Linked DNA regions of Mus musculus: region 2 is linked to region 1. The links are chromatin loops, found by intact Hi-C in ENCODE. Cell type or tissue: left cerebral cortex. All regions are shown on one strand.

Region 1 (2,500 bases):
AGGTGGCTCAGTGGTTAAGAGCACTGATTTCTCTTCCAGAGGTCCTGAGTTCAAATCCCAGCAACCATATGGTGGCTCACAACCATCTGTAATGAGATCTGATGCCCTCTTCTGGTGTGTCTGAAGATAGCTACAGTGTACTTAGATATAATAAATAAATAAATATTAAAAAAAACCTTGTTTCAAAACAAAAATCACTGCCAGGCTGAAGAGATAGCTCTGTGGTTAAGAGCAAGGTGAGTCCTGCAGAGGAGCAGAGAGTCAGGCCCAGCACCTAAGTAAAATGGCTCACAGCAGCTGCTGTCTCAAGTTCCAGGATCTGATGCCATCTTCGGGCCTCTGCAGCACCTCGAGGTGTGTATGTATACATACATGCATACATGCAGATAAACATAAATAACTTTTTTATCTTTAAAAATAGTAATTAAAATTCCTCTCCTGCTGCATAGTAAGTAAAGCAGCCTACTGGAAGCCCTCCAGGGCTAGGGCAGCCTCTGCAGGCTGCACCGCGAGGGCAGCGAGTCTGCTTTGTCTTTCCCCCGCCTTCCTTACTGCCCTGGACACCTTCTCCAGAGCTCCTTGCTTTAGAAGCAGATTGTGCAGCCTTAGTCTGAGTTCCTGTGTCTTTAAAATCAGTCGCTGGCCCCCGCCCACCTTGTCACGGAGCTTCCATGATTAACTCCTTATTCTGCTACAGCGTCAGAAGCATCTGGTGGTGGGAACAGTTTTAGGAATAATTTTTTTTTTAATTAAATGTATGCTTTCAAAAACTTCTCATTTCTTGGGTTCCTCTTGAGGCCAGCATATATAAAATAGAATCTACGTGTTCCGTCACTATGACAACAGCAGTACTTTCCCCCACTTTGAACACTGCATGTGTGTATCAAAATACTTCCTTTTGCATGATCTCAGTTTATCTAGACAACATATCTGAGAGAGCAGATAAGAAATGCTGTTTTCTGCATGAAGTGCAGTGAATGAAGTTACCTCATTGTCACTGACTGGTGACAAACCTTTAACCTGCGCTCTCTTACTGCTAGTTGCACATTCCTTTATAAAATCGAAGATAACCTTCTCTCCCCGGAGAGCTTTGTGGTGCCCTGTGATAGTAATTGATCCTTCTAACTTTTATTTTAAAATATGTGTGTGTGTGTGTGTGTGTGTGTGTGTGTGTGTGTGTGTGTGTGTGTGTATGTGAGTATGTGAATGAATGTTTTGCCTGTGTGTCTGTATATGTACCACATGAGTGCTTAGCATTCCCAAGTCAGAGTCACTGGAACTGGAGTTATAGATGCTATGAGTCTCCATGTGTGTGCTGAGAATCAAACCTGGTCCTCTGCAAGATCAAGAGCCCCTAACTACTGAGCCACTTCTCCAGCCCCGCGTCGGCCTCTGAGTAATGCTAAGCAGGGGTGGCTATGGTCGCCTCGTCTGAGATCATCCCCAGTTTGCTTATTTTTAGTTTGTTTTGAGGCAGGAACTCACATGCCTCCAGGCAGCCTCAAATGCACTGCTTAGCCGAGGATGCCTTAGACCACTTATCCTCCTGCCTCCATCCCCTAAGTACTGGATCACAGACATGTGCTATGCCCAGTTTATGTGATGCTGGCGATCAAACCCAAGGCTGCTTACACATGCTAGGCAAGTGCTCAGCTGAGTGGCATCCCCGACCTTAGCTCCACTTTAAATAATGTTTGTACGTTTTAGCCTTTTCTTTACTACAGCACGTAAAAAATGACACACTGCGGACAACAGGGGCTCCCTTATCAGTGATGTCCTAGAGGGAATAGAAGAGGGTTAGACTCTCCTAAGAGGAATAGAAGAGGGTTAGACTCTCCTAAGAGGAATAGAAGAGGGTTAGACTCCCCTAAGAGGAATAGAAGAGGGTTAGACTCTCCTAAGAGGAATAGAAGAGGGTTAGACTCTCCTAAGAGGAATAGAGGAGGGCTAGACTCCCCTAAGAGGCTTCCTTCTCCTTTGGAAGAGGATGCCACTTTGGCAGACACCACTATTATTGTTCATTGCGTGAATTAGCATTTGTTTCTTCAAAAGCAATGTAACTCACTTAAATTTTCCTCAGCTTGCTTTTGCAAATGGGAATTGAGAGGGGCTGTCTCTAAAAAGTAATTATTTGTGGAGAGGTAATAGAAGTGGCTGCCTCCAGGAGGCATTACCGCAGCTCCAGTCCTGTCACTTCGTGTGAGCAGTAGTCATCCTCACTCAGGGGTCTAACATTCTTATCCTCTCAGGACTCCACACTCTGCTCACAGCCCATCTCAGCGCCATCCTCTCGGAGAGCCGCAGCACGGTACAGCAGTCCATCCAGTCAGCTGTGGATCAGGTCTGGCAGCTGTACCACCATGATGCCAAGGTAACAAGAGATTGACAGCCTGGGTGTGGATAGTCCAGGGGCCTTGGACCCTCCTTTCCCTTGGTACCTCTTCCTGTTCTGCCTCTGCTGAGGTCCTAGCAAGCACTGCACCTGGGCAGGGAGCTAAGC
Region 2 (2,500 bases), 51 kb before region 1:
TGGGAAGTGGAGCCTGGTCCCAGGCACCGCCCGCAGAACAGAAGGCAAAGCCATCTGGGGTCTAGAGCCAGCTTGGGAATCCTGCACTACGCAGCCGCGGCTTTCCAGGGAGCAGCCCTGGAAAACGCCGAGGGCGGACAGAGCGCTTTGAAAAGGGCCGAGGGCCGTGTCTTGGCGAGACCGTGGGAAAGTCTCAGGAGCAGTCGCCGCCCGGCCTCTTCCCGGCTCGCCTCCAACCTTGGCAGATGCGCCACCTGTCCTCCCGCCCACCCGCCTACGGATGCGGGCCGCCTGGGGCAGCTCCCGCAGTGCGCAGGCGCGAGGGCTGGGGGCGGGGCGGACGCGCGGTCAGGCGGGAAGGGACTGCCCGGCGTGGGCGCCCTCCGGGTCGAAGCCCTAGCTGAGGAGGAGGCTGTGACCAACTGGCAGTCCCAGAGCTGCAGCCGCTCTCCTTACAGAATGGAGAGGACGGCTTTGGCTGTCTGTGAGGTGATGCTGGGAAGGGAGAGAAAGACAGTTCTGAGAGGAGGGCATTGTGAGGAGATCCTCCAAGTTTGGGCGCAGGGATCTGGCAATTCCTGAGGTGGAGAAGAAAATGCCGTGAATGGCTAGAAAAAATTAAAATCCCTCTTTCTTTGGGACTGTGGGAAGGGCCTGAGGTATGAGGTGCAGGACCACCCATCAGCCTCGTGGGTCCTTTCTGAGGAACCGATGTGTTCCGTGTTCCGGGCTTTGCCTGTATGTGCGCTAACATCACCACCTAAAGCCGAAGACCTGAAAGGTCACCAACTATGGTGATGCCAAATATGGGGTGATTCTGGAGGGGGCTTGGAGGTTGGCCAACTGGAGTTTTAGCGTTTTCTATCCACCAGTGATGAGAGGGGAGTTGGAAAGGTGAGAAGGAAATGTGCCATCATGGAAGGGTGGATCAGGGAATCAGGTGGTAGGCAAGGGGACACCAAGCTGTAGGAGAAGGTGTGATATGCTCTCGGGGCAGCCACCGTGAGGTGTGGAGGGTTGAATCCAGGGCTCGTACATACATACATACATACATACATACACATTTCTATACATGTGGACGGGGAACTGTTTAGTTCTGGAAGATGGCATTGAATGAATACCTGGGCCAGCTAGCTACATGTGTTCGCACCATTGCTGAACTTGGCAGCCATTACCTAATGGGACACTTAACTCCAGGCCTTCTAAAGAACACTGCACAAATGAATACAGAATTATAGGTTCTGAGATAACTTAGAATATTCCTGGTCCTTGGTGTCTTCTTTGTCATCGTCAAAGGAAGTTGGGGGATTAGATTTAACAAGATGACAGAACCTGGGATGGAACCCAGGGCTCTGACTCACCCACTAGTCAGTATTCTTTTCCCAACTGCTATCATTACACATAAAGGCACTGGAAAAAATCTGAACAGAGAGAGCACAGGAAAAATGTGAAGGAAGATGTTAGGCTGTAGAAGTGTCCAGAAACCATCTTCATAATTTATGGTACGAATTGGAATCTTAGTTACCAAATTTGTTTACTCAGAGCTCCCTGCCAAAAAAAAAAAAAAAAAAAAAAAAAAAAAAAAAAGGTGTTGGCTAAGAGATTTGTTGATTTGGGGCCTTCTAAAGTTTGAATCCCAGCACCCTGGTGGCAGTTCGCTCCATCTGACCTCCATGAGCAGCAAACATGTGGTCAATGTATGTATATACTGACAAAACACTCATACACATAACAATAAGACTTTTAGGCCATTAAGGTAACTTATGCCTTTAATCCCAGCATTTAGGAGGCAGTGGCAAGATGGATCTGTGAGTTTGAGGCCAGCTTGGTCTCACATTGTGAGACCAAGTTGTGAGGTGCCCTGTGGGTGCTGGAACTGAACTCTGGTCTTCTGCAAGAACAGCCAAGTACTCTTAACTTACAGTCCCTTTCCAACATTCACAAATAACATAGCTAAGTATTTATCTTATTTTGACGTTCAAAAATGTTGATTTACTGAATGAAAAAGATAATTCAAAACTAGATACCACTCTTTTCCATAGTTGGCTTTTATTTGGGCAAGAAAATAAAAAAACAAATTGCAGTTCATTTTTAAAAAAATTTTTGTTTCTAGGTGAACTTACCCAGCAACTTTTTTTTGTTTTGTTTTGTTTTTTGTTTTTCAAGACAGGGTTTCTCTGTATAGCCCTGGCTGTCCTGGAACTCTCTCTGTAGACCAGGCTGGCCTTGAACTCAGAAATCCATCTGCCTCTGCCTCCCAAGTGCTGGGATCAAAGGCGTGCACCACCACTGCCTAGCAGCAACTTATTTTCTTAATTTCCTGTCTTGGTGTGCATAATATTGAATTATACTGTCTACTTGCATATTTTTTGTGTTTAGATGCCATGATCTGAGCAAATGTAAATCTGTCATCTCATAAGCAGAACTACAGTATTTTATAATAGAGTTTTAACTGTATCATACAAATTTGCTTAGGACCATGATTTTAAAGATTATGTTT

Evidence for each region. A loop is a pair of places that touch in the nucleus more often than their neighbours do. Peaks named below come from ENCODE experiments on the same cell type or tissue, not always from the same donor. Only the 100,000 strongest peaks of a DNase experiment are listed, where the experiment ranks them.
Region 2: a loop joins it to region 1, with 10 times the contacts of the local background. A loop is called at or near these places in 6 of 42 quality-filtered maps.

Annotation. Positions count from the first base shown.
Region 1 is chr19:4,645,471-4,647,970 of GRCm38, reverse strand. It overlaps Gm960 (predicted gene 960), which reads left to right. Exons shown (of 15, transcript NM_001033447.3): 11 at 2,250-2,371. Among named protein-coding and RNA genes, the nearest start is that of Rce1, 21 kb to the right of the region's middle. In left cerebral cortex, no CTCF peak of the experiment used is centred here; DNase peaks (open chromatin) are centred at 700 and 1,481; H3K4me3 peaks cover 219 bases; H3K27ac peaks cover 1,955 bases.
Region 2 is chr19:4,696,166-4,698,665 of GRCm38, reverse strand. Gm960 (predicted gene 960) reads left to right here. Exons shown (of 15, transcript NM_001033447.3): 1 at 1-489. Among named protein-coding and RNA genes, the nearest start is that of Gm960, 1.3 kb to the left of the region's middle. In left cerebral cortex, no CTCF peak of the experiment used is centred here; DNase peaks (open chromatin) are centred at 243 and 1,314; H3K4me3 peaks cover 1,002 bases; H3K27ac peaks cover 1,819 bases.